Regions from separate parts of the Mus musculus genome. Here region 2 is linked to region 1. Evidence: chromatin loops called from intact Hi-C (ENCODE). Cell type or tissue: gastrocnemius. All regions are shown on one strand. Each heading gives the region's core, and the rest is flanking DNA. Links, peaks and the distances in the headings are about the cores only.

Region 1 (15,042 bases), core at 7,286-9,785:
AGCAATTTTCTACACACACACACACACACACACACACACACACACACACACACACACACAAAGAGTGAACCCAGGACCGTGAGAATTTGGGGTAAATGCTCTATAACCCCAGCCTAAGAATGCTGAGCAGGAAAGCTCAGGGATACGACTTCAGAGCAGAGGTAGGCCAGGCAGAGCCGGGCAGAGCCGGGCAGAGCAGTGCTGAACGACACTGGGTTCCTCTCTTACACTGAATCCTGATGCACATGGATGAACCAAATGTGCCTTTCTCTGTGGATCTCAGGGCTTTAAAAACGACAGGAGGTGGGAGGTTGGCTGTTGCTTTTGTCCCTGTGGGCGTGACCAGGTTTTGTCTCAGACAGAGGTTGTAATGATTTGCCTTGTCAACTTGTCCCAGTGAGGAATCACCTGGGAAGGGAGTCTCAGAGTCTCAGTAAAAGCAAGCATGCATTCTTTGCTCTTTGTTTCTGATTGTGGATGTGATACAACCAACCTTTAAGCTCCTGCCTCTGAGACTTCCCTGCTGTGATGTACTATAACCTGAACAGTGAGCTAAATTAAGGCCTTTCTCCCCTATGTCTCTTTTGTCAGAAGACTACTTATTCATGGTAACTACGAAGGAAACTAAAGCAGAGATCTTATGATATGTGTGCACGTGTGCACGGGTGTGTATGTGTGTGTGTTTTGTAGGATTTTTTTTTTTTTTTTTTTTTTTTTTTTTTGGTTTTTCGAGACAGGGTTTCTCTGTGTAGTCCTGGTTGTCCTGGAACTCGTTCTGTAGACCAGGCTGGCCTCGAACTCAGAAATCCACCTGCCTCTGACTCCCAAGTGCTGGGATTAAAGGCGTGCGCCATCACGCCCGGCAGATATTTTATCATACTGTGAACCCTGAGATTATGTTATTTACTGAAGAAAAAATAAACCTATATTCAGTTAAGATGTGGCTCACACACCTTTAATCTCTTTGGCTGGAATACAGACATACTCTTAGGACACACTTTTGATCCCAAACAATGAAGGTGATGTTAGTTTGCAAAAAGAAGCACCCATGTTTGAAAGTGATGTCGAATTGCGTGGCAGACAAAGTGACGAATCAGACAAAGATTTGACAGAATAGGATCTGCCCAATTATCAGAGAAGAGAGAGGAAAGGGAAGCTACTTGAGAGAGCACAGAAAGAGAAAAAAGATAGCAAAGTGGCAGTTTTACTGAAGAGTTTTACAGAGACAGGTTACAGAGAGAACAAGCTAGACACAGGTAGAGATAGAACAAGCCAGAGAATAAGAAGGAGCCTGAAGATTAGAACAGGTTGCTAGAGGTAGTTTGAGGCCATGCAGAGTAATTTAAGAGAGGAGGAGAGAGAAGCCAAATTGAATCAGTCAGCTTGGAGAGAAGTTTGAGCAAGAACAGCTGAGTTGAGCCAGCTAGAGTTCAGAAAGAACAAGAAAGGGTGAGCTTATTCAGCAGGAACTCCCAGAGGCTGAAAATATTCTATGCCTAGGTTAGATTGTATGAAAGCTAGAAGCTTCCAGGACTAGGCCTAGGTTAGCAGACAGAGGTGGTAAGCCTCCAGACAACAGTTACATCAGGAGAATAAAAGTTACATTGAAGTATGTGTGTGTATGTGTGCATGTGTGTCTGTCTGTGTCTGTCTGTATCTGTGTGTGTTTGTGTCTGTGTGTCTGTGTCTCTGTGTGTGTTTGTGTCTGTGTGTCTGTGTCTATGTGTGTGCCTGTCTGTGTCTATGTGTGTCTGTGTGTGTCTTTGTGATGTAACTCATAAGGTTGTGCTTGCTGGTGGGTAGATTCTCAGAACTTTCCCACATCTGACTCAGAGTGAAGCAGCTTGGTATCTTTCTGCTCTGTGGTGAACTGGGCCTCACTCTTACAGCCTGTTGCCACCTCCCACTACAAGCGACTTGCTTAACCTGTTTCATTATCGGTACTGGGGTGACCATAGCATGTCTCCTGAGAGGCTTTGCCACACAGTAAGAATCAACTGATTTATGTCTATTTGCCAAAGCTTTACTGATAGGAAGTGACAGGGGTCACAGTTGCAATCCCCACTCGGCATGGGTTGGGGAGCTGCAACTGAAGGCAGTCTCGGCAGAGTTCTTCCCAAGTGTTTCCACCCATTCATCTCCTCTCTCCTCCACCTGCTCACCTTGTCTATGTCTTCGTGCCTTACAGGGAAGGAGAAGGTGAAGCCCAGGGGTAGTTTCTTGTGTTTCATCTGATGCTTGTCCAGGAAGTCAGAGATGCACTCAGAGATGTAGTCAAAGAGCTAGGAGTTGCACCAGTGTGGCATTAGGTCAGGGCTGGGACAGTAGCAGTTCTCTCTCCCCAGGAACTGTACCAAAGTGTCTCTTGGAGATGTTAAGACATTTGACCCCTGAGGCAGCTCCAGTTCTGCCTCACCAAATTCCCACTTAGAGCATCTTCTCCCCTCATCCACACTCTTAGGGACAATGGGAGGCAACTGTATGCTGGACCTGTCTAGAGTTTGCTTCTCAACAGGACTAAGGCCTTACACTTCCCTGGGTGGAGCACCCTGCACATTGCAGTCTCCAGAGCAAGGTGACACAGCACAGGACTGGCTGGTGTTAAACCTGGATGACTATCCTGTGAAGCTCTGGGTGGAGTCCATTCTTAGCTATGACTATGATTTCTGTCTCTTTTGCTGTTTCCCAGGTATACTGGCCCCCTGCCCCCGCTGAAGGCCGATCCTAATCCCTTCAAGTGGGACCACTCAATCACTGGGCATTGCTGACACATTGCAGATGGATGAGGGAGCTGGGTCATGACATGCCTGGTTCAAGGTCTGCTAAGGGAAGGCTGAGTGGCTATAGGCGACCTCTTGCCTGGTTGCCCCTCTGGTAAAGGGTTTTGCTTTGTCCCTGGGGATGTCAGTGGGGGGCTCTATCTTAACCCGGGTCCTTCTATTTCCTGGTCTCCCATCTGGGTCTTTCTCATGCTTAGGGACCTTTGCTGCTTAGGCAATGTGGCTTCGGCCATGCCACTTGGCATATCCTGTTGCTGGGTAATGGCGGCCTGTGAGGAAGGAGGGGCAAGTATGGTTCTGGCTGCTCAGTCCTAAGCTTTGATTTTCCACTAGGAAATTGAACAGGAGCTGGGGTTTTCTCTTGCTGCTGACCTTTCTTCAGCCCCTTCTTGTTCTGGGCCGGCTGGGATTGGGACTTGGGATACTTTAAGCCTCTGAGACACCTTCTTGAGTCTCTGAAGCTGGGTGGACCTCCATCACTCCTGTCCTTGGAACCCTCCCATCAGGACCAATTCTCCTGAGGTTCTGGGTGACGTTGACCCCTAGCCCTCCTTTGCCAGCCCCTCTGGCTGCTCACCATCTCCGCAGTGCCCGTCATGGCGTCCTCGGGGATGGAATACATCTGGTGTTTCGTCTTCACGCTCCACTGTCCTGCCTCCCCCTCCCCCACTTTCACCAGCATCACCCTGAAGTTGGTTCCTCCCAGGTCTAAGGAGAGAAAGTCTCCAACTTCTGCAGGCAAAGGGAGAGATGTTCAGTCTCGTGGCCCACCTGACGGGTGGACTAGGTCTGGGGAGCCCAGACAACGTGGCTGAGGGGATGCTAGCCTAGACACTGGGGGTGGGGTAATGCTAGAGCAACCTGTGGAAGGGTCAAAGGTGAAGTAGGAGCACCAGCGGGAAAACCCTGCCTTAGGTAGAGGCAGCCAGAACCTAGGGAGCTACACAAGACCTAGAGTGACAGACCAGACTCTAGAAGAGGAGGAGCTTCCCCAGGTGACCTCAGAGACAAAAAGGCCAATTCTCCTAGGGACTGATATCTTTAGGCTGGACCTGAGCACCCCAGGGCTTCAGGTAGCTGGACAAACGCAGGTCCAGTGATTCGGGGATGTCATCGTTTGCCTAGAGGGTCCTGTCTAGGGACAGATGAGCCCTGAGGTACCTGAGCCTTCTGGGGTGGAACGCACGTAGGTGGGCAACATCTTTACACTGGCCTCCTGATGGGTCTCCAGCTTCAGGCCACGGTCCATCTCCTTCTGCATCCGGCTCATCACCTTCTTCAGGTCTTCCTCCTGCAGCTGGAACTCTGCCAGGATCTGCTCTACCTATTCGGGGAGGGAGGGGATGGGAGCAGCTATGGCTGCCGCTAGAAGCCACCACACACCAAGGGTCTCTTTTGGTCCTCTGACTCCCGATGCAGGATGGTCTACATCTCAGACTATTTACCATCGTTGATTTCAAACATTCCAAGGCCAGACCTTCAATGGTTATTGGCCTGGGAGCTCTGGGGTGGTGATCCCAGGGAGATGGGTAGCCTTTGCCCTTAACAGGACCTTGGCAGCACGATGACTTAACTTGCCTCCCCTTGTCCCTAAGAGTGTGGATGAGGGGAGAAGATGCTCTACGTGGGATTTGGTGAGGCAGAACTGGAGCTGGCATCACTGTAGAGAGCCAATATTTTTCTGCTGTAAGGCTTTATGGAATGAATAGGCCAGTCAGGATGCACAGGGTAGCCAAGACTAGAGTAGGTGGAGTGACCTCTAGCGCCAAACGGGTCTGGCTAGCAAAGCATGGCGTCCCACAGTGTGCAGGCTTTAAGTGGAGAGGGAGGGCACTCTGGATACTGACATGGGAGACCTGTGTGTGAATAGCTCAGATCCAACACTGCCATTCCTGCATATGGATGGCCTCCTCTGTTTCTTTCCTAGATTTGTAAGATTTCCTGAGAACTAGCAGCCACAGGACACGTGTCTTCTCCTTTCAGGTACAGCAGTACAAAGGAACCCAGTGACTGCCCAGGTGTGGTGGCACATGCCTTTGATCCCAGTACTTGGGAGTCAGTGGCAGGAAACCCTGTCTCAAAAACCAAACCAAACCAAACCAAACCAAACCAAACCAAACCAAACCAAAAACCAAAAGGGACCCAATTATAAGATATTTTTGGTCTTGGGGAACAAGGAGGGTTGATCTTAACAAGGGTTCAATCCTCTGGCCATGGTGGGCCCCATCCCTGCCTCTCTGTAATGGCTGTCCCTCCTAGTGAGTAGAGGCCTGGGCCCTGGCTGAGGGTGAGGTTGAAGGTGAGGGTTAAGGTTGCCTTCAGTTCAAGATTCTCCATAAAAGAAGCCAACACTTTAGGCTGGGGTCTCTGAAAAGGATGAGGGCTAGGGAGATGGCTCAGGGTGACGGGGTAAATACATGGCTGGACTCTGGCTGATGAGGGCTCCAAGTGACTTGTACTTTCCTCTTGGAGTTGAGGAGAACTTGTCCAGAGCTTAGAGCATTCTGGTGAGAATGTAGCGAATGGTACCTGCTGTTTCTTATTTCACTGTGGCGAGGGATTGGCAGGGCCAATATGTTTGTGCCATCATCTTTATACAGATGTTGGAAAGAGCACGTGTCCTGGATGGTCCCAGGTTCTGCAGTTTCTATGTCACTGTACCTTGAAGGCCTGGACATGACTGAAGCCAAACTGATGCCAAATGTCCAGAAGACCAGGTATTGTCTCTATCAAAATTTAATTTTGATTCAGCAACTTCAGGACATAGAATATATGAACACATCACAGGAAGGACACAGGACCTCCTCTACAATGAAATAAGACCCACAAAAAAAACCCCTAAGACACTGCATTCACTCACAAGGCCATGCCGAAGAAACCCAAGACACATACCGCCACCATGCCACCTTCTGCAGTTTTCCAGAGAAGGGGGTAGAATTTTCTGGCATTGAGGAAGTGAGAAAGGACCTTCTGAGAGCCCAGCCCCACTCTCATAAACAGAACTGCACCTGGCCTGTGGATCTGCCAACATTTAAAAATTTATTTAAAATTGAGGTCCTTCTACAGAAGTCTCCAACAAACTAGGTCTGCATGCTCAGGAGGCTTTAGGGAAGTGGAGAGGCTGCCCCCAAGTGGTAGGACCTGGCCACAGAACCCTCATTCTGAGCCTTGGCCAAACCAGCTAGGCTTCAGTACTTCCCATACTGACCCAGACCACTGTGGCTAGAAGGACACCTCGCATTCCCCACGTTGTCTTTCCCAATGCAGGCGATGCAGGTCGGAGGGTGGGTGCTGGAAGAGGCTTAGGCTGCAGTAGCTAACGGGCTCTGCTAGACAGCGCCTCTTCGTGTGCACTGGGTCTGAAGATGCCCATACTCCTGGCACCAGCTCAGTGTGCAACCCTGGGGAGAGGCTTCACAGCCCTCAGGCTGCGGGTTTGGGAGGGGAAATGGGCATTGTGTCAGTCTTAACAGCCTCTGTGCATTGTGCACATGAGCAAGGATTGTGGGCCAGGCCTATCGTGGGTATCCCTGGGACACTCCATATTCCTGAATCATTCCAAGACAATCCAGGGTTGCTAAACACACACTCTACAACCCACCCCCACAAAGCCACGGTGTGCAGAGCCTACAGAGCCAAGAGTGCGGAGCTGGGTTGTAAGCAGAAGCCTGGACTCGGAGCCGACACTCGCCCATTGGGATCCTTCCTGCAGGACTTCAGGAGCTGGCTTTGGCAGGTGTCCAGTTAGCCATTCTCACGTGTCTCTAGAAGTACCTCGTGCTGCAGGGAGACCCTGGTAGCTCACTAGATTCTCTTGTGGGCCTTGTCTGAAAAGTCACAGGACACATAACCAAGGTTCATGGCCACGAGCAAACATAGGGCTTTTCCTGTGGGAGGACTCCCTTCTCCTGAGTCCCCTGAAGAGCACTGGCAGGTTTCCTGAGCTGATGCCAGTTCTAGCCAGTGTGCTCTGTGGTGTGTGGGATGTTAGAGAAGAGCTGAGAGCATTTGCTGTCTGTCTGTTTGTCTGTCTGTCTGTCTATCTGTCCAAGCACAGTACCACACGAGGCCAGTGCTCACGGAGAGTCACGGAAGAGAATTACATGACAGTAGAGTTGAGTTGGGTGGTGAGGCAAGGAAGTGGGTGTCAGGGTGGGCTGAGGGGTGCAGCTCCTCACTTTCCTAGAAAGTGAGGAAGTTGCATAGAGGGGAGAAAGGAGTCACCCCGACAACCACGAGAAGGCTAGAGACGCCTGGCTACAGAATGCGGACTTCTTGAGACAGGGTGGAACTGGGTGGCATTAGGCTGTCTCCAGAATCTGTGTACTGTGACAGTGCACACAGGACAGAGATGTGGTAAGGTCTAGAGAACATACAGACATCTGGTGACAGCTTGGTCTAGGGGGTTTAGGAAGAGACACACTAGGAGGATCACATGGACGAGCCTGAGCAGCTGCAGCAGGGATCCACTGGGATTAGGCATCCTGGGAAACCAATCTAAGCAACCCATCTGCCTGCACATAGCTGCCTCAAGTATGTATGGCTGGCTGTGTGCAGACACAGTTCAGGGAAACAGTGGGGAAACAAGCCCTTAGCATGGAGATGTTCTTATACAAGTCTGGATTAGGTCACAGGGAACTAATAGCAAAAGTGGGAGGGATAGAGCTGGCAGGGTCAGATCCCTGAGCACACTCTGATTGCCCACCTTATAATGCAGGAAAAAAAGAAGACACCATCAAGTGCTGTGTTTACCATCTTAGCAGTGGGAGAGGTAGCCCCAGGGAACTGTAGACCCCAGAGGATCTGGACAAGGGCCATAGCAGCCTACAGACAAAAGCCACAGTTCTGAAGGTCCAGAGACAGTGTCAGCACCTGCATGTCCAGTCTTAGCCTGGATCCTCTTTTCCAAGGTCCTATGGTGGCTTTATACAAAGGAGTGAGTGGCCCTAGGTCAGCCATCCACATACTTCTGGAGAAGAAAGCCCCACACTCTACTGAGTACAGCCATGAGGTGCCCCTTAGAGATGAGCAGCACTCAGAAAACATCCCGAGGCTAGGCACTGTCATTCCAGAAACAAGCCCTGGTGGACTCCTCAAGAGCTGGACAATCGTAGCACCAATGAGAAGGGATACAGGGAAGAAGGGACAAATCCAGGTCTCCTACAGGATCGCACTCATCCTTGAACCAATCCCTCTCTCCAACCTGAGCATGCTGCCCTCCAGGTCTCCCCCAATTCAAGGCCTTTGGCCTGTGAGGGGCCCTTACCAGAGTCAACGACTGGGCTCCCCTCCTTGTAGTATCCACAGCCATCTGAGGATAAGCAGGGGTCGTTGGGGAAGTAGAGATGTTCCTGACTCCCGAGGCCACCTGCTGTGGGTGAGGACTGTCTGGCTGAGTGTTGCAAAAGACAGGCAGCCAAGGACTTCTGCACTAATGGGTCAGTCTGAGAGGTGGCTCCTAAAATACCCTGCCTACTGCCACGGGGTCAGGGACAGGGCCAGGGCCAGGACAAAGAACCACGTGGGATCAGGTTTGACAAAGGCCACAGGGACAGGGCTATGAGACAGGCTACCATGTTCTCTGAACACTGGTTGGAGCTGCTGTGGAGAGGTTGATGAAGTGGCTGGAGCTAGCCCACTCACATGCCCCCTTCCAGACTTGTTACAGAAGATGATGATCGGATGCTTTGAAACAGGTAGGCACGAGGAGCTGTGTGAGCCAGTGAGGCTTCAGACTTGTGGGTAGTGGAGATCCTCATGGGGTTTCACCTATGGAGGGTTGGCTATGCACAGCCACACAGTCTGGGGCTCCACCATAGAACTTGGCTGGGAAGGAGAAGCTGGAGGAAGGAAGGAAGGAAGCCAAGCGTTTGTGGAAGGGAGAGTTTGGTCACGGCATGGACTGGGGCAGATGGGAAGGACATCTGTGCACATACAAGCTGGAGAAGATTCAGGTCCTCTGGCTTCCCTGACACCCCCTCCCCTGCAAGTAAAACAATTTTTTTTTTTAACTATTGTGGAATCTTCTTAAATTTCCTTTAACCCAAACAGCAAGAAATAGAATAGAAGAGGCCGTTAAATTTTGTGACAGCAATGCTCAGGACATTCTGGGCTCTTCTACGGGGTTCAGACACCTCCTAGACCTTTCTTTGGGTTTGGCCAGGAGTGACCCCAACATACTCTGCACTTGCTGGCATTTCCAAGCCCTGCTAAAATTAGCTGCCACTGGCAAGTATGACAGGGTACATAGGGTGCCTGTCAGAATGCCAGGTTTTCCCAAGATTGGCCAGTATGGTCACCCCTTGACACGATTGATCACTTTCCCAAAATAGAGCAAAGCTGGCCTCACCAGACCTCATATGACAAGCCTCTGACTACCCAACCCCTGGCTCTGAGCCCCTTTTGCTTTGGGGGTTGAGCTCATGCCTGAATTTGGGGTGGCTGGTCTTGGAGCTGCCTGGGAGCCTTGCTCCCATCTCCTGGGCAAGTCACAGGAGAGGAAGAGGAAGAGGAGGATAGAGGAGGAGGAGGAGGAGGAGGAGGCAAATCTTCAAGCTCTAATCTCTGGGAGGTGGGAGGAAGGGTGTGAACCAATGCAAAGCCAGAGACAAACGGAGCGGATTTCTGTCTCAGCCAGACTGCGCATGAGCAGCAAGCATCCTCCCAGAACATGTCCCAGGGCGTGGTCTCTTTCCAGTCACTGCACCTTTGAGGGAAGAATGGGATCTAGTTGGCTAAGCACCCAGGACAACTCTGGCAACTCACCGCCCCCCCCTGTGAATCCACCTCGTCCAGGAGTACCATTCTGCAGTAAGGACACGTAGCTCGATGTTCTTCCTACACTCAACAGTCACGACTGGAGAGGAGGGGACAGGACAGAAGGTGCCTTAGGGATGAGATCTCATGATGGACGCACAGGACATGGAAAGCTGCATGAACACTGTGTCTGCTTGGATTTGGAGAAAAACAGAGCCTTGCAGCCATGAGTTAGAGCATTTTCCCATCTTCATCTTTCATTTGATAGAGGGAGTGAGTAAACTGAAGGAACCATTTTCTGTCCTAGTTGGTGACCTTCCACCTCCTTTTTTCTCCTCTCATGTGTATGCAAGCATGCGTGTGTGTGTGTGTATGTGTGTGTGTGTGTGTGTGTGTGTGTGTGTGTGTGTGTGGTGTTCATATGCACGTGCATGCACCTATGCACTGCCATGCAGAAGAGGCCAAAGGAGGAGAATATGTGTGTCTTGTCTATCACTTGCCATCTTCTCTGTTTGAGACAGAAGCGAACATGAAGTTTATGTTTTCAGCTAAGCTGGCTGCGGGGCTCTGCCTGTCCCTGTCCTCCAACTTCTGGTGTATTAGTAATGCAGAGCCATGCTTGGGTTTTACGTGGGTGCTGGGGATTCAAACTCAGTTTCTCTCACTTGTACATCAAGTGCTCTTACTCAGTGAGCACCCCTCCCCCACCCCGGTCCCTGTGCCTTGTTCAAGAAGTCATTTCATACACGTGGCTGCATTTTCTATTCATTTACCTCAAGGTATCAGCAGGACAAGGATAGTAACTGATAATCAAGCTTATTCATTCTAGTATCAAAAAATAATAATCACAGCATTGGGCAGCACTTCCGTGCAGTCGTAACAAAGGTCACGTGAAAGCTGACAGGATAGCTCAGCAGGTAGAGCACTTGCCATGGAAGCCTGGTGACGTTAGTCTGATCTCTGGAACCACGTAAAGATGACAGAGAGGGGGCTGGGAAGATGGCTTAGCAGTGTAGAACTCTGATGCTCTTCCAAAGGACTCAGGGTCAACTCCTAGCATCCACATGGTAATAACTCACAACTTTCTATAACTCCACTTCCCTCTTCTAGCCTCTCTGGGCACCAGGCACACGCATAGTGCAGAGACATACATGCAGGCAAAGCATCCAAAAGCATAAAATAAAGAAAAAGTAAGATGGAGAGAACTGCATGGTTGTGTGTGTGTGCACTCATGTGTGTACACCATAGAGCGGGTATTCCACAGAGCTGTTGTCTGAGCTGGACAAGTGTGCCATAAGCACATATAATAATAATAATAATAAGTTAAAATTTTAAGACAAAAATAGTTTTTAAAAAGGTAAGGTTGGTTCTTTTTTTTTTTTTTTTTAAATGTATATGGGTGTTGGAATGGAACCCAGAAGAACAGCCCGTGACAGGCCCTCTCTCCAGCTTGTCAGGCTGATCTCTAAAGTTAGCACATGAAATGTCCCTCGCAACTGGGGGTGCTATCTACTTTGGAATGTTGTGGAACCTCTAGGAGGTGGAGCCTCACTAGAGGAAGTGAGTCCCTGGGTGGCAGGCCTTATGGTTTGATAGCCAGACCCTGTTAGGGACAAGCAAAAGAAACTTGTTTAAAGAACTGCCATTTTGTTTTCAGACTCCATTTAGTCTTGGGGGAAACTAAGTTCAAGGTCCTAGGTGCTAGGGGAGATTGGTGCTAGGTGCTAGGGGACTTTCCCACAGCTGGACAGCTTCTCGAGTTAGGGCAGAGTTGTCTGAGTTGTCATCTCAAGGGTAGCCTCCATCTTGCTGGCAAGGGGAAACCCAGTTCAGGTTCTCAGGCTCAGGAATCAACGCCCATCCTGATTGATGGGGAAATGTAACTTGGCACAGATGTTTGTGATTTGTGAGCTTAAATATTCTGGCTCACTGTTATGGTTTAACTCCAGAGTCTGTTCTGCTGCTCTGATACAGTAGTATTGGCTTGATTCTAACACATTTTTATCATATGCACTGGCCTGGTGTCTGAGTTATATTGGATTTAAACAGACCCCAGAACAATCCCACTTCCTGCCTTCTCTTTGCTTCCTGACTGTGGACTCAGTGTGAAACCAGCTGCCTCGTGACCTAGAGCTATTCCTTCCCTGCCGTGATGGAATGTGTCCCCTAAAACCAGAAGCCAAAATAAGACTCCTTTTAAGTTGTTTCTTAGCAGACACTGTCACAGCAAAGGTAACTAACACAGTATGCAAAGATGTCAATGACTGTCTGTTTAAAGGGATTGCAGCTACCATCCTGCAATTTCCTACTAGACACTGGCCTGGCATACGCTTCGGCTATACCTCCTGTGTGCATAGGTCTGTCTTGGGTAACGGATAGGATTTTGCAGAAATGATGGCAGCTATGCCACAAGACACTGTGGTTCCTGTCTTTCTCTTAGTCTGTTCCTTCTGAGGGAGGCCAAGTGCCATCAGGTGAGAACATGACATGGGAAGAAGGTGTCCCCATAACATTGGGAGGAAAAAATGAAGACACTGATAATCTGCCATGTTGGCAGCAGATCTACCAGCCACAAGCCTACTCCCTGATGCTGCTGCCCAGCCACTCCCTTGACTAAATCTCAGGAGAGACCAAAAGGCAGACCACCTGCTGGACCCACAGAAACCATGCAGGAGAGTAAAGTCCACTTGTCTTAAGTCTCCACGTCTTGAAAGTAATTTTTAAAAACATAACTGGGCTTGTTAGCACGTTGCTAACATAAAGCAAATGGTACTTTCTTTTTTATATTGTTTGTTAATGCTGTAGTTTTGCCATGGAGATGAGAAGGAGATGTTGATGATGTTCATGTTGAAGGAAATATGACAAATATTATACCATAATGATGTGAATATGATATATATATATATATATATATATATATATATATATATATGTATTTTCTTCAACTTGTTATGTAGACTAGGCTGGCCTCAAATTCATGGAGACTCACCTGCCCTGTTACAAGTGCTGGGAGTAAAGGCAGGAGCCAGCACACATCACTTGAATATTATTTTAAAATTAAGTTTAAAAAATAACAGATTAGAGAGGTATAGCTATTTTTTTTTTTTTGAACAAAAGGTCCAAGGCCCAGATTCTCAGTTAAATTGGCCACATTTCCAGGCTCCTTATCTAGAGGGAAATGAAGCAGATGCCAGGGAGTCCACAATGCCAGACCACCCCCAACTGGCCTGTTCTCTGGCTGCCCTCAGTATTAGTCTAGTTCCAGGTACAGGTACCCTGATGCAATGGGGTATGGAGGCCAATGAGTGTTGCAAGTGTTTGCTTAGCGCAGAGTGAACTAGAAATTGGCCGGGCCTTTGTGTAAAGGGGCAGGCCATAGGCCTGGTGAGTGGGAGGTGTCAGACGGTAGAAAATGGTTTGTGACCAGGGTGTTGGGGATGGAGAACAGGAGGGAGATAGACTAAGAGACAGCAGAACCCACCCTGACAAATGCCACAGCTACCTGAGATCATCGACAACCTTTTGTAGGATGCTGTGGCAGAGTTTTGACCAAATTACAGGTTGTATGCTCTTTGGAGACTGAGGCCCATGACATTTAAGAGGTTTAGAAGGATGCTCCAGCCTCAAACCACTCAGTGGGATTCATACCCAGGCCATTCTAATTCCAAGATTGTTAAGATTTAAGCACCTCTTGCTTCTCCTCCTTTGTCTTGCTGTATAGCTATGATGCCCTCAAACCCATGATCCTCATACTGCCACCTTCCAGGTGCTGGGATCGTTTGTCCAAGACTTTGTTCTTCCGGACTAGATGTGGAGGGTGCATTCTAGGGCTAAGCACATGGGTCAGGAAACAACCTCAGAGCTGCTTCCGTGGGAAACAGATGTAAAGGAGGCGTCGGCTTCCGCTGGCAGGTGAGGGGATATGGTGGCTAGTCTGCTTGTCTCTGAGAGCAGGAGGGGATGAAGGTCTGAGAAGCCAGAACTCTACATGGGGTGGAGATGGGGCATGGGGGCGGAGCACGGAATGGGGCGGGACAGAGTGCAAAGCGTGGGGCGGGCGAGGGGGCGGGGCGTGGAATGGGGCAGAATGTGAGGCGGGAGCAGGGGCGGAGAATTGGGTGGGAATGGAGCAGAGCGGTTCTGTCTTGATGCCAACTTCATCTACTCTGCTGCTGCCCACTGCAGTTGCCTTTCTTCACTGATATCAGAGCTGGGCCTCTCCAGGAGTCAGCCTTTCCTCCAGCCCCATTCCAGGACAGTGGAGATATCTAGACTTGAGTATCTATCAGAATTTCAGCCTCTCCAGTGTGACCAACAGGCACTGTTGCATCACCCAGACCATATGGTGTAAGCCACGCTAGTAAATCCCCTTTTAATATATAATTCTATCAGTCATGTTTCTTCAGAGAACTCTGATACAGTATGTGAAGAAATAGGGATCACGAAAAAAAAAAAAAAGAAGGAAACTATTAATCAGGAATTCAGACTCTGGAGTCAAATGTCTTAGACATGATTAGTAGATGGAGGATTCGGGGAAGTCAGGAGAGACATGTATCAACAGATCAACAGATAAGAGATGGTCCATCATAAAAGCATGGAAGGTATTAAAAACGCAATAGAAATCTGAGGGCTTAAAAGCATAACAGATGTGGAAACGTCACTGAAGAGCTCAATGGCAGATTTTTAAAGCTATCTATTTTTATTTTATATGTTGGAATGTTTTAACAGCATGTATGTCTGTGCATGTACCACGTGCGCGCTGGGGACCCTTAGAGGCCAGAAAGAAGGCACTAGATCCCGTGGGACTGGATTTACTGACAACCTTGTAAGCCACCACGTGAGTGCTGGAAATCAAACCTGAGTCCTCTGCACTGAGCCATCTCTGCAGACCTCTGCAGACCATCCCATGGGACCCATCGAGCATGTCATTATAAAGACAACTGCTTTTAGAAGGAGAAGAAGGTGATGAGGGGCAGAGAATAGTTGGAGAAATAGTGGTGAAACAGTTTCCAAGTCTAATGAAAAATACAAACACACAGTGGAGCTCCTAGCAGGAGAGACTCCAAGTGACCCTGGTTGAGACACATTGTAGTCACAGTGTCAAAAGACAAAGAGATGCTTGAAACCTGCTCTACCCACATTAGGGATCTTCAGGGAGACTGGGAAGCTGTTTCTCATCAGAAGCTGCCGGGGCCAGCCAGCAGCATTCTTAAAGCATTGGAAGAAAAAGCTGTAACTGAGGCTTCCGTGGTCTCCAAAACTAGTCTCCCACAGAAAGGATAAGATATTTCAGATGAACAGAAACAGATAGATGAGTCCCCTGTAAGCCTGCCCTATAGGAAACGCTACAGGGAGATATTCTAGACAGAAAGCTGGGTCCCTTTTGGTTGAGAAGGGACCCAGCGTGGGTTAGGACATCTTAAGAAGATAGAGTTGTCGTTCTTATAAAGCTCAAGGTACCTGTGAGTATGTCACTTCATGTGGCACAGATGACAGCACACAGCTG
Region 2 (15,042 bases), core at 6,119-8,618, 250 kb before region 1:
TAAAATCTTCCAAGATGAACTCTCAATTCTGAATATCTATGCTCCAAATGCAAGGACATCCACATTCATTAAAGAAATTGTAGTAAAGCTCAAAGCACATATTTTACCTCACACAATAATAGTGGGAGACTTCAACACCCAATCTCATCAATGGACAGATCCTGGAAACTAAAACTAAACAGAGACACATTGAAAATAACAGAAGTTATGGAAGAAATGGATTTAACATATAGCTAGAGAACATTTTATCCTAAAACAAAAGGATATACCTTCTTCTCAGCACCTCATGGCACCTTCTCCAAAATCGACCATATAATTGGTCACAAAACAGGCCTCAACAGGTACAACAGGTACGTTGAAATTATCCCATGCATCCTATCAGATCACCACGGACTAAGGCTGATCTTCAATAACAACATAAATAATAGAAAGCCAACATTCACGTGGAAGCTGAAGAACACTCTACTCAATGATACCTTAGTCAAGGAAGAAATAAAGAAATTAAAGACTTTTTAGAGCTTAATGAAAATGAAGCCACAACATACCCAATCTTATGGGACACAATGAAAGCAGTCCCTAAGAGGAAAACTCATAGCTCTGAGTGCTTCCCAAAAAAACAAAAAAACAAAAAAAAAAACAAACAAACAAAAAAACCCCAAAACTAGAGCGAGCGTACACTAGCAATTTGACAGCACACCTAAAAGCTCTTGAACAAAAGGAAGCAAATTCACCCAAGAGGAGTAGATGGCAGGAAACAAACTCAGGACTGAAATCAACCAAGTGGAAATAAAAAGAATTATTCAAAGAATCAACCAAGGGCTGGTGAGATGGCTCAGTGTGTAAGAGCACCCGACTGCTCTTCCGAAGATCCAGAGTTCAAATCCCAGCAACCACATGGTGGCTCACAACCATTTGTAACAAGATCTGACGCCCTCTTCTGGAGTGTCTGAAGACAGCTACAGTGTGCTTACATATAATAAATAAATAAATAAATAAATCTTAAAAAAAAAAAAAAAAAGAATCAACCAAATCAGGAGCTGGTTCTTTGAGAAAATCAACAAGATAGATAAACCCTTAGCCAGACTCACTAGAGGGCACAGGGACAGTATCCTAATTAATAAAATCAGAAATGAAAATGGAGACATAACAACAGAACCTGAGGAAATCCAAAACATCAGATCCTACTACAAAAGGCTATACTCAATAAAACTGGAAAACCTGGATAAAATGGACAAATTTCTAGACAGATACCAGGTACCAAAGTTAAATCAGGATCAGAGTAATTACCTAAACAGACCCATATCCCCTAAAGATATAGAAGCAGTCATTAATAGTCTCCCAACCAAAAAAAGCCCAGGACCAGATGGGTTTTGTGTAGAGTTCTATCAGACCTTCATAGAAGACCTAATTCCAATTCTCCTCAAACTATTTCAAAAAATAGAAACAGAAGGTACTCTACCCAATTCATTCTATGAAGCCACAATTACTCCAATACCTAAACCACATAAAGACCCAACAAAGACAGAGAACTTCAGACCAATTTCCCTTATGAATATCAATGCAAAATTACTCAAAATCCTTGCTAACCGAATCCAAGAACACATCAAAACAATCATCCATCATGATCAAGAAGGCTTCATTCCAGGGATGGTTTAATATATGGAAATCCATCAACATAATCCACTATATAAACAAACTCAAAGACAAAAACCACATAATCATCTCGTTAGATGCTGAGAAAGCATTTGACAAAATTCAACACCCATTCTTGATAAAAAGTCTTGGATCAGGAATTCAAGGCCCATACCTAAACATGATAAAAGCAATCTACAGCAAACCAGTAGCCAGCATCAAACTAAATGGAGAGAAGCTGGAAACAATCCCACTAAAATCAGAGACTAGACAAGGCTGCCCACTTTCTCCCTACCTATTCAATATAGTACTCAAAGTCCTAGCCAGAGTAATTAGACAACAAAAGGAGATCAAGGGGATACAAATTGAAAAGGAAGAAGTCAAAATATCACCATTTGCAGATAATATGATAGTATATATAAGTGATCCTAAAAATTCCACCAGAGAACTCCTAAACCTGATAAACAGCTTCAGTGAAGTAGCTGGATATAAAATTAACTCAAACAAATCAGTGGCCTTTCTCTACACAAAGGATAAACAGGCTGAGAACAAAATTAGGGAAACAACACCATTCACAATAGTCACAAATAATATAAAATACTTTGGTGTGACTCTTACTAAGGAAGTGAAAGATCTTTATGATAAGAACTTCAAGTCTCTGAAAAAAGAAATCAAAGAAGATCTCAGAAGATGGAAAGATCTCCCATGCTCTTGGATTGGCAGGATCAATATAGTAAAAATGACTATCTTGCCGAAAGCAATTTACAGATTCAATGCAATCCCCATCAAAATTCCAACTCAATTCTTCAAAGAATTAGAAAGGGCAATTTGCAAATTCATCTGGAATAAAAAAACAAAACAAAACAAAACAAAACCCTAGGATAGCAAAAACACTTCTCAAGGATAAAAGAACCTCTGGTGGAATCACCATGCCTGACCTAAAGCTGTACTACAGAGCAATTGTGATTAAAAACTGCATGGTACTGGTACAGCGACAGACAGGTAGACCAATGGAATAGAATTGAAGACCCAGAAATGAATCTATACACCTATGGTCACTTGATCTTTGACAAGGGAGCTAAAACCATCCAGTGGAAAAAAGATAGCATTTTCCACAAATGGTGCTGGCACAACTGGTTGTTATCGTGTAGAAGAATGCGAATCGACCCATTCCTCTCTCCTTGTACTAAGGTCAAGTCTAAGTGGATCAAGGAACTCCACATAAAACCAGAGACCCTGAAACTTATAGAGGAGAAAGTTGGGGAAAACCTAGAAGATATGGGCATAGGAGGGGAAATTCCTGACCAGAACAGCAATGGCTTGTGCTGTAAGATCGAGAATTGACGAATGGGACCTCATAAAATTGCAAAGCTTCTGTAAGGTAAAAGACACTATCAATAAGACAAAAAGGCCACCAACAAATTGGGAAAGGATCTTTAACAATCCTAAATCAGATAGGGGACTAATATCCAATATATATAAAGAACTCAAGAAGATGGACTCCAGAAAATCAAAAAACCTTATTAAAAAATGGGGTACAGAGCTAAACAAAGAATTCTCAACTGAGGAATACTGAATGACTGAGAAGCACCTGAAAAAATGTTCAACATCCTTAATCATCAGGGAAATGCAAATCAAAACAACCCTGAGATTCCACCTCACACCATTCAGAATGGCTAAGATCAAAAATTCAGGTGACAGCAGATGCTGGCGAGGATGTGAAGAAAGAGGGACACTCCTCCATTATTGGTGGGATTGTAAGCTGGTTCAACCACTCTGGAAATCAGTCTGGCGGTTCCTCAGAAAATTAGACATAGTACTACCGGAAGATCCAGTAATTCCTCTCCTGGGCATATACCCAGAAGATGTTCCAACTTGTAATATGAACAGATGTTCCACTATGTTCATAGCAGCCTTATTTATAATAGCCAGAAGCTGGAAAGAACCCAGATGTCCCTCAACAGAGGAATGGATACAGAAAATGTGGTACATTTACACAATGGAGTACTACTCAGCAATTAAAAACAATGAATTCATGAAATTCTTAGGCAAATGGATGCATCTGGAGGGCATCATCCTGAGTGAGGTAACCCAATCACAAAAGAACACACATGATATGTACTCACTGATAAGTGAATATTAGCCCAGAAACTTAGAATACCCAAGATACAATTTGCAAAACACATGAAACTCAAGAAGAAGGAAGACCAACGTGTGGATACTTTGTTCCTTCTGAGAATGGGGAACAAAATACCCATGGAAGGAGTTACAGAAACAAAGTTCGGAGCTGAGAAGGAAGGATGGACCATCCAGAGACTGCCCCACCCAGGGATCCATACCATATACAACTATCAAACCCAGACACTATTGCATATGCCAGAAAGATTTTGCTGATAAGACCCTGATACAGCTATCTCTTGTGAGGCTATGCTAATGCCTGGCAAATACAGAAGTGGATGCTCACAGTCATCTATTGGATGGAACACAGGCCCCCAATGGAGGAGCTAGAGAAAGTGCCCAAGGAGCTAAAGGGGTCTGCAACCCTATAGGAGGAACAACAATAAGAACTAACCAGTACCCCCCCACCCAGAGCTTGTGTCTCCAGCTGCATATGTAGCAGAGGATGGCCTAGTCAGCCATCAATGGGAGGAGAGGCCCTTGGTATTGCGAAGATCATATGCCCCAGTACAGGGGAATGCCAGGGCCAGGAAACAGGAGTGAGTGGGTTGGGGAGCAGGGCGGGGGGGAAGGTATAGGGGGCTTTGGGGATAGCATTTGAAATGTAAATGAAGAAAGTATCTAATTAAAAATGCCTTAAAATATATAAATACATATATATTAATAGTTGTAATATTTTGGCATTTTGTTTATCCTCTATTTCTCAGTGTAACTTTTTCCTCCACGGAAAAATCTACTTTGGTCTCATTTTAGATCAGTTCTCATAGAACTGCTTTCCTACAGCATCTATCTGAATATATAATGCTCATTTTGTGTCTTTTCTCCCTTAGCTTTGAAACTAGACAAAAGCAAGTATATTATCCAGGGTTCTCTAGGGTAACAACTTATAGAGGGGACTTATTAGAATGGCTTAGGGGCTGTGTCCCAGCTAGCCCAACAATGATTGCCTGCTAATGAAAGGTCCAAGGACTCAGTAGTTGTTCAATCCCTGAGGCTGGATGTCTCAGCTGGTCTTCAGTATATGCTGGAATCCCAAAGTAGCCTCTAATGCCATTGGAGGAATGGACTTGCCAGCAGGCAATGAGCTAGAGAGCTTCCTTCTTCCATGTCCTTTTTTTGTCCAGCAGAAGGTGTGGCCCAGATTAAAAGTAGTATCTTCCCACTACAAAAGTGGCTTAGAGGTGGATCTTTCCACCTCTGGATCTGGATTAGAAATTGGGTCTTCCAACTTCAAATGCTTTAATTAAGAAAAAAATTCCCCACAGGTGTACCCAGCCATTTGGGTTTTAGTTAATTCTAGATATAATCAAGTTGGCAATCAAGAACATCCATCACGCAAGGACTCATTTGTTTTATTTGCAGAATTTAACACTGTGTTCTTTACTACAGGTATAGAGTGCTTACTTCTCAACATATGAGTGGTTGACTGTGAAAATACAGTCCCTGTGTGCAAAATACACTCACACATAATCTGTTGTCATGCTATCTTCTCTCCTACAGGTTCTGACAGCCCATTGAAGCTCTGGAACACAACTCACTCCGATGAAAGACTGATAGAGCTGAAGAATAGTCACTGCGAACTGCTTACAAGAAAACCTGGGAAAATGGGAAATATGAGAGAACAGACAAAAGTTAAAAAAACAAAAACCTGGTCACAGCATAAAGAAGTGGCATGGGACAAGCTCTGCACTCTGAGGCATGGTGTCTTAGTTGGTTTTAAATCTTTTATTTTATATGTGTGTCTGTCTGCCTAAATGTGTATCTATGTGCCACATGCATGGAACACCCCAGGGGCCAGGAGAGGGCATCAGATTGTCTGGAACTAGAGTTACAGATGACTGTGAGCCTCCCTATGGGGTAGCAATCCAACCCAGGGCCTCTCAAGGATGGCCCATGCTTTTAGCCACTGAGCCATTTCTCCAGTGCCATGACGTCTTAGCTTCAGAGGAACACTTTCACCACCATATTGTATGGCCTACAGGCAATGGCTGGCTTATGGTCTAGTGCTCTAGGAGAAGAACATTCTCAGTCCCATGGAGTGTGTTGTGTAATTATTAAGGAAAGTGTAACTGCCTCATTTGAATATGAATATTTTAAATAAATGAATTCATAATCTTCAAAACTGGAATTCGAGTGGCTATGCTGTTAATTCTTCATTTAGGAATGAGAATTATGTTCACTTTCATATTTTCCTATTACAGTTAATGCAAGAAATGCCATTTGGACTTTGTTTTCTGAATTTCTAAATATTTTGGCTATGAACATTTTTTGTTTTGTTTTAAAGAATGTATCTATTATATTTATGTGAGTTCACTGTAGCTCTTTTCAGACACACCAGAAGAGGGCATCAGCTTTTATTACAGATGGTTGTGGGTCACCATGTAGGAATTGAACTCAGGACCTTTTGAAGAGCAGTCAGTGCTCTTAACTGCTGAGCCATCTCTCCAGCCCCTCTAAATATTTTGAAAACATCATTCATATACATTACTGGTTCAAAGTGTAGGAATCTTTTTTAAAGCTTGGATCAATACATCTTACTTGTTGTTTAAGAAAAGCCTAATATGCATTTACAGCTTTATCCATAGAGCATGAAGGAGTCATTACTTCTCAACGCAGCCACTTTCACGTTGATGCAACTGTTCTCTTTAGTTAATTACTCATTTACTGTGCTACGGACCCAACAAAGGGCACCATGAATGACCAGCCTGAGGATGAGCTAGATCCCCATCTGCACTTCTGTTAACACAAATGAAATACAAAAAGAAATAGAGGACACTGGTTCATTTATTCCACATTTCTCTTTCATACATCCATAGTTGACTCAGATTCCTATGTTAAAGAACTACTCACTGCTACTAAATGGTTGGACCATGTATTGTCCACAAAAGACTATCAAGGTTCCTACGTGATAAGGAGCATTGGGCTATGGTTGGAATGTTAAGGAGAGCAGGGTGAGAGACAGCAGATGCTGGAGTCAGGTGAGAGAGCAGATGCTGGAGTCACTCTTCCGGGCCTGGGTGGTGCCTAACCTGGGGTGCTCCTTTACGATGTGAATCATTTTGGGGCACATCTGGCAAATTTTATGGTGGTGAAATTTTATTTCAAAGTCAATTTATTCAATTGTTTGGAAGGTAGATTATTTGTTAGTATAATGAAATCACAATGACCATTTTTCCTCAAAATGAGTTGCAATGTGTTTCAATACTCTAGGTTCCCCTTAAAACAAGATGAGAAACAAGAAAATGCTGAGTTAACGTTTCAACAAAAGAAGCCACAGTTACAAAGGGAAAAGGAGCAATGTGGTGGGAGTGTGGAGTGGACTCAGCACTCTGAAATCAGGACAGTGATCGCAGAACTGAAGGCCCTAGAAAAGGACCTGAGACAGGTAAACAGTTATGAGTAAAATTTCATATTCCTGAGAGTTTGATAGTATTAGTTAGATCACTCCAATTTTGTATATGTTTTCAGATACATATGTGTGACTAACAGAAAATGATCAGAAAGAGAAGGTATTACTTGCCAATTGAGCACTATGAAAATGTGAAAGTGTGAATTACACTAACTTGAGCCTTGCACATCATCACTTGACAGTATAATCTCTGGGACACCAGGCAGAGCTCTCCTGTGTTGACCTAAATGTTGCCACGCCATCCATTCTTGAATTGCTTAGAACAAAAATGTTACATGAAGGCATTAGTAGCTAAGTTTACAAATTATAAACTTGGCATCTAATAGTGTTCACCTCGTGTTCCTGGCTGGAGGACTAGAGGGTTGCTGGAGTTTAGCCAACTGCCACCAGGATGACCATCTAGTGTTTTATAGTAAACTGTGGGCTATTGATGTTTGGATCTGTAGTGAATCATGTTAGATCTTCTATAAGTAGCAGTATTACCTGTGCCCATTTCTGCAGCTGCTTCTGCGCTTTGACAAATTTGCTTATTCACGCAGCTTCGGTGATTCCTGTAAAGCGCTCATCCTTGGAACGGCCCCCCTGCTTCCGGGGCCTCATTTTAAAGTTCTACTGTGACGCTTTGGAGTTAGGGAGCATACACACAACTGGACTCAGTGAAATGATACTCTAGGAATCGGAGGACCAAAAGAGCCTGGCTGCAAGTTTCTCAAGAACAAAATGCCAGTGTCTCATAAGACAGGATTGAGGCAAATCATCTTTGCAACAAGATTTAGTAGCAATCGCACAAAGCACAGAGGAGGTCTGAGATGTTTAGGCGTTTTCCAATATGCACTTGTATCATGAAAAAGGAAGGAAATTTGAGCCTTAAGTTTACGCGTATAATGGACAGATGTGGGAGGGGTTACGGCAATGTTGAATTGAGTCATCTTTACTCCTGATACATAACCAAGACTGGTCTTGAATTCGTGATATCCCCCTTCCATTTCCCAAGTTACAGTAACGTTCTTAATTTAACTCTATTTGTCTGTCTGAATCATGGCATTCATGATAAGCTAACTCAAAGAGAAGGCTTTCAATGTTTTCCTTTAAAAATCTACTATCTACAGACAGATTTTCTAGTTTGGAACAATGATTTGACCTCCTTTCGTGTGCTATTATGGAGATTTATGTGCAATTTGTATACTTCACCTACTATGTAAGGAGGAAAAATAAAACCAACAGAGTCCCATTTTCCAAGAACTCCCTCCATTTAAGAAGACAGCAATTTTATTTCAATGTGCACAGCCATTGAAAGCCATAATATTCTGTAATATAGCAGATACTCTTCCGAAGTCACATCCTCAGGCCTAGATCTATATATCTCATTTTATTAACTTTATCTAACTCGTACAGGAATGCCAATGCAGTTTTATATAATGTATCTTAATGTTTCAATGTATAGCACTTTTATTCTTAAAGAATTTCATACGTGCATGAAATTCATTCTGGTCAGATTTACCTCCCCTCCTAACGTCTCCATTCCATCCAACTTTCATCCGCCTCTATCTGCGCTGCCCATAGATTCATGGACGTGGGGCCATTCACTGGAGCATGGCTAACCCTTTAAGAAAATTGACCCTTCTTCCCCTCCAAAGCCATAAACTCTATGGCTCCTCGGCCCAGGTTTGTGAGGCCCTGACCATGCTACAGTGTTGACTGGCTTGTTGACAGGTCTTGGAAAGGCACTACAGCTGCAAATGGGAACCCTGCATTTTCTATCTGATAAATCACCATCATGACTGCAATGGTCCTGTCATATCCAGAAGACGCTGTTTTACACTGGTCTTCCTGGACCTCTAATTCTTAAAAGCTTTCCAACCCCACTGCAGTAGTTGTCCCTGAGCCTTGGAGGATGGGGTGTAACATAGATGTCCCATTTGTGCCTGAGGACTGCACTGATGCTTATTAAATTACACACACTTACGCGAGTTGTAAGTTTCTACATTGATAGCCATCCACTGCATAAAAAAAAAAAAAACAAAAAAAACAAAAAACCCTCTGTAATGAGGCTTGAGACCTGCACTAATGTATGGGGATAGAGATATAGTCTTTGAGCCAGTTTGTTGCTGTGCCCATTTAGCAGAATAATAGTTGTAGGCTCATCCCTTGAATCTATGATGGCCCAGCCATGGGTTCTTGGCTAGATTTACAGTAGAGCATGAACTTTCTCCTATAGATCAGGCCTTATATCAACTCAGAAAGCCATTGGTTAAACCGTAACATTCATGCCATGTGGACATGGCGTCCACACAAGTCATTACTGTAGCTCACAGGTTTGACAGCTGAGAAATAAGGCTGTTGATAGATAATCTTTCCCTCAGCCACCTACACATATACATGAGTTGCCATGCAGGTGCTGGAAACTAAACCCAAGGACCTCTGTAAAAGCAGATGCACTTAATGTTGAGCCATCTCTCCAGCGCCATCTGTTAATTTCTTAATCTTAGCTATCCTGACTGGGCTAAGTTGGAATCTCAAAGTAGTCTTAATTTGCAGTTCACTGAGGGCTGACAATGGCAAATACTTTTTCAAGTACTTCTCAGTCACTTGTATTTCTTCTGTGAAGTCTCTGTACAGTTCTATAGCCCACTTTTAAACTGGGTGGTTTGTTTTCTCACTGTTTACTCTTCTGAGTACTTTGTGCAATGAGCAGTTTCCTTTAAAGTATAGAAACTTTTCAGTTTCATCAAGTGCCACTTACAGATTGTTGGTCCTATTTTCCAGGAAACCAGGGTCCCATTAAGAAAGCCTTTTCCCGACCCTATATCCTGGCATGTCGTCCTATATGCTGACTTGCCCTCCCTATACATTTTCCCAGAAGTTTCAGGGGTTTGTACTTAACATTAAAATCTTTGATCTACTTAAAATTGATTTACAGATGACTTTTGCACATGATGACAGAGAAAAATCAAGTCTCCGTCTTCTCTGTGTAGATATCCAGTTTTCCCAGCACAGTTTGTTAACAGTCCTGTTTTTTCTCTAAGATATGATTTTTATATCTTTGTGGAAAAATGAGGTGGCTGTGCATATTTGGCTTATATCTGGGTCCTCTGTTCTGTTCCACTGATTATTGTGTCCACTCTTGCACCAGCTCCAAGCTATTCTTAGTGCCGTGGCTCTGTACCCGCACTACTGTGTAATAAAACTTGAGCTCAGGAATGGCAATGTCTCCAGCAGAGTTTTTATTGTTCAGAATTGCATTAGCTGCCAAAGAGCCTTTGTACTTCCATGTGAAGTTTAAGATTATTTTTTATGAAGAACTGCATTGGAATTTTGATAGGGATTATATTGAATCTATAGATGGTTTTTGATAAAAAAGGCCATATTCACAGTATTGCGTCTACCAGCCCACGTGCATGGGAGGTCTCTCCGTCTTTTGGTAGCATCTTCAATTTCTGTCTTCAGAATCCACTTTACTGTGTTTATCCCCTCTGGGGGTTTCCTGGTGCCATCTTAGCATTTCTCATATACAGAACATGTTGTCTACAAACGGATCTGTTGGCTTCTTGCTTTACATCTGCATCCCTTTTATTTATTAACCTTAGTGCTCTAGTGAAGACTTCAAGCACTATGTCCAATCGGAGTGGAAAAGCCAACACTCCTGTCTTGCCTTTGGTCTCTGTGAAGTGCTTTGGTACATCCCTGCATTTATCACAGTGTTGGCTATAGGTGTGTTGTATACTTCATTAAGTTGAGCTGTGCTCCCTCCACCCCTTTCATTGGTGAATCATTCCTGTATCTATGGAATCATCAACTCGACTCTGATTAATGATCTTTGTGATATAATCTTGGACTCAGGTTGTCTGTATTTTATTGAATTGCTATGCCTATGGTCAGACTTAAAGAGGCAGTCTGAGTTTCTTTTGTGGTTGATGTTATGTTTATCTGGTCTCAGTATTAGGGTAATCCTGGACTCATAGGAAGAGTATGGAAGCCTTTCTTCCTTTTCTATTTTATGGAATAATTTTAATAGTATTAGCATTAGTTCTCTGAAGTTTGGGTAGAACTCTACAATGACTCCATCTAGTCCTGGGCTTCTTCTAATATGGGGAACTTTTTATTTCTGTTTCATTCTTTTTTTTTTTTTTTTTTAAAGAAATGATTTTTTTTTAAGATTTATTTATTTATTATATGTAAGTACATTGTAGCTGTCTTCAGACACTCCAGAAGAGGGAGTCAGATCTCGTTACGGATGGTTGTGAGCCACCATGTGGTTGCTGGGATTTGAACTCTGGACCTTCGGAAGAGCAGTCGGGTGCTCTAACCCACTGAGCCACCTCACCAGCCCTCTGTTTCATTCTTATTGGGTTATAGATCTGTTTAAATTGTTTATTTATCTCTTTAATTTTAGTGGAATGGAGGTTTAAAAATGTCCTTAAGATTTTCCGCATTTCATAAGTTTCTGTTACTATGTCATCTCACTTTCATTTCTGAACTTCACTAACTTGTATCTTTTCTCTGTTTCTTTTTGCTAATTTAGCTAAGAGTTTGTCAATCTTGTTTATCTTTTCAAAGAACCAACTCTTCATTTAATTGTTTGTTTCTATTTTATTAATTTCTTTTTAGTTAATTCTCTTTTTCCATCTACTGTTTTTTCCTTTTGGTTTGTTCTTGGTTTTTCAGAGTCTTAAAGTGTGTTTATTAAATTATTAGAGATCTCTCAATTTTTTTGAGGTAAGCATTAGCATCATAAATTTCCTATTAGGACCACCTTCTTGTGTCCTATAGATATAGGAATAATATGTTTTCATTTTCATTCAATTCTAGAATTTTTTATTTTCTTGATTTCTTTTTTATTCAATTATATTAATGTTTCTTTTTCTTTCCTTTTTTCTTCTTTCTTTCTTTCTTTCTTTCTTCCTTTCTTCCTTCCTTCCTTCCTTTTTTTTTTTTTTTTTTTTTTTTAGACAGGATTTCTCTGTATAGCCCTGGCTGTCCTGACTCTGTAGACCAGGCTAGCCTTGAACTCAGAGTTCTGCCTGCCTCTGCCTCCTGAATCTGTGTACTTTCTACAGTTTCTCTTGATGCTGATATCTAACTTTATTTCATTGTGATTAGATAGAATGCAAAATGTTATTTCAATTTTTCTGTATTTGTTGAAACTTGTGTCCTAATACACGCTCAGTTTTGGAGAAAGTTCCATGAACTACTGAAAAGAATATGTATGACTTGGTGATTGGGTGGAATGTTCTATAGATATCTGTTTGGTCCATTTAACTCTGGTATTCCTCAATTTAGTTTTTGTCCAAATGATGTGTCAATTGATGAGTATAAAGTATTGAAGTAACCCACTGTCACTGTACATTGGGGCTAATATGTAGTTTTAGACCTAGTAGAATGTCTTTAATAAAATTGAAAGTACAAGTGATGGTATGGGTATGGTTATGGTTGTGATATCATCTTGGTGAATTGTTCCTTTAATAATCATGTAGTGACCATCTTTATTCCTTCTGGCTAGTTTTGCTATGCAGTCTACTTGCTCAGATATTAGAATAAATATGCCTACTTGTTTCTGTTTCCTAGAATATCTTTTATCATTCTGGGATATTCTTGAATATCTTGCTTCCTAATCCAATCTACTAAGTGTCTATGTCTTTTTATTGGGAAATTGAAACTACTAATATTTAAAGTTATTACTGACATGGAGAAATGGCTCAGCAATAAAATTCTCTTGCAGAGAACAGAAAATACAAAGCTTCTTGCTTCCATGGGCACCTGACACGTGTGTACAACCACACACATACATACACACACACACACACACACACACACACACACACACACACACAGAGAGAGAGAAATTTAAAATAAAAATAAGTTATAGTGTTGTTATTAAAATATGTAAATGAATTCCTGCCATGGGTAATTTTTTGGTATTTTCTTAGACTTTATTTTCCAAGTGTTCAGGGGTTAGTTACTTACTCCCTGTGATCCCTTGGGGATGCTTATCCTTCTCCTCTGACTGAAGCATTCCTCCTACTCTCCTCTGTACATCTGGTTTAGGGCTCATCAATTCCTTTCATCTCTTTCACTTTTTTTTAGTTTTGCTGGGTATAATAATATGGGTTGATGGTTTGGGCCTTTTAGAACTTAGAATGTGTCTTTCCACTTCTGGCTTTAAATTTTTCTATGAAATAATCAGCTGTCATTCTGGTGGGTCTATCTTCAAAATTTACCTGATTTACCTGATCTTGGAGCTTTCAATACCCTCACTTTATTCTGTGCTTTTAAGGTTTTAACCATAATATATCATGGAGAGTTTCTTTTCTGTCTATGTGGTACCCTGAAGGACTCTTACACCTGGATGAATAACTCTTTTCCCAGGATTGAGAAATCTTTATTGAAAATATTCTCTACACCTTCACTATGGTTATTCTCCATCTTTTATGCTCATTATTATAATGTTGGGTCTTTTCACAATGTCCCAACATTCTCCCGTGTTTGATTATTTCTAAATTTCTCATTGACCTTTACTGAGTCATCTAATTCCTCTACCTTGTCTTGTAGTCCTGATACTTTTTTCCACAGGATTCATCCTGTTGAAGAGATTTCCCATTGATTTCTCTTAATTTTTTTTTTTTTTTTTTTTTTTAGTTCTAAGACATTTAAGTTTGGATTTTTCTGCAATTTTCTTTATTAAGTTAGTTATCTTGAATTGAGTTCAGCTGTTCATTCAGGTCTTTGTTCTTTTGGAGTCTACTCCTATCCTCTCTGAGTTGTTTAAACACAGTTATAATAATTCTCTTGAATTTTTTGTCTGGAAGACCTGCCAAGTCATTCCCACTGGAGCTCATTACTGGGGAATTAGTAATTAGAGGGAACATGTTGAGGTAGATTTTTGTGTTCCTTTTATCTCTCTGCTGGGACTTGCACATCTGAAGTAGTTTGTTGGTTAAGTCTCTTTTTTGTTGTTGAGTGCACACCCTTATACTGATACAGCTACAGGACAGTAGCTCTGATAGAGCTGAGCCACTGCAAAACATCTTTCTGTTGGGTTACAATGGAAAATACACATACACACACACACAACCACAATGAACTCATACACAGATGCAGGAAGTACTGCCTGGTGGTCAGCTCTGACTCAAGCCATGTTAGACATAACAGTTCATTGATCTTTAATTTGATGGGTCCTGTGTAAAGTTTTGTGGAATTTCTTAAGATTAGCGAACCTCAGAACATATTGAACATAACAGGATATGTGATCAGCATTGACCTTGCTCTGAGTCAAGTTATTTTTCTGTGTCATGTTACAGAACATGTTATAGGCACGTTACAGAAACAATATAAAATACCTGGCAAGCATAGAACAAAATGGCTGCAGCTATACTCGGGAACAGACCTCAACAAAAAGATGGCCACATTTTCTTTTGTGGAACTGGTATTGAGGACTGCAGTTTCCATTCCTACTTTTCTTTGGGGAATCTACTACTGTCTGCCTGAATAGACACTATTCAAGTCTCAGCACACCCCTGGCTGAGCCTCTTGTCCACAGCCTCTCTTATGGCTCAAATACCTTGACTCACCCCTGGTCTTACCACTTTCATTGGCATAACAGCTGTATGAAATATCAGATTTAATTAGAACAGAAAATATAATAAAAATACTAGTGCTTAAATACACTTCCTCATGAGCCATGATGTATAGATACTCCCCAGTCTAACCATTCTGGCGTTGGAGTGCGGCAGGCACTGCATTATCAACTCCATTTTATAAGTGAAGACAGCATGATGTGGAAAATTGGTAGAACTAAAGTTCACACCTCTCCAAAGTGACTGAAC

What was found. A loop is a pair of places that touch in the nucleus more often than their neighbours do. Peaks named below come from ENCODE experiments on the same cell type or tissue, not always from the same donor. Only the 100,000 strongest peaks of a DNase experiment are listed, where the experiment ranks them.
Region 2: a loop joins it to region 1, with 3 times the contacts of the local background. A loop is called at or near these places in 2 of 42 quality-filtered maps.

Annotation. Positions count from the first base shown.
Region 1 is chr11:5,906,921-5,921,962 of GRCm38, forward strand. Gck (glucokinase) reads right to left here and starts at 8,215. Exons shown (of 10, transcript NM_001287386.1): 1 at 8,047-8,215; 2 at 3,942-4,104; 3 at 3,358-3,512; 4 at 2,163-2,282. The coding sequence starts at 8,091. Gm11967 (predicted gene 11967) reads left to right here and starts at 8,347. Exons shown (of 2, transcript NR_166847.1): 1 at 8,347-8,476; 2 at 9,414-9,842. In gastrocnemius, for the core only: no CTCF peak of the experiment used is centred there; DNase peaks (open chromatin) are centred at 8,645, 9,054 and 9,435; H3K4me3 peaks cover 2,021 bases; H3K27ac peaks cover 2,500 bases.
Region 2 is chr11:5,655,333-5,670,374 of GRCm38, forward strand. Ankrd36 (ankyrin repeat domain 36) reads left to right here. Exons shown (of 27, transcript NM_023816.3): 24 at 5,311-5,506; 25 at 7,021-7,195. Among named protein-coding and RNA genes, the nearest start is that of Mrps24, 45 kb to the right of the region's middle. In gastrocnemius, for the core only: no CTCF peak of the experiment used is centred there; no DNase peak of the experiment used is centred there.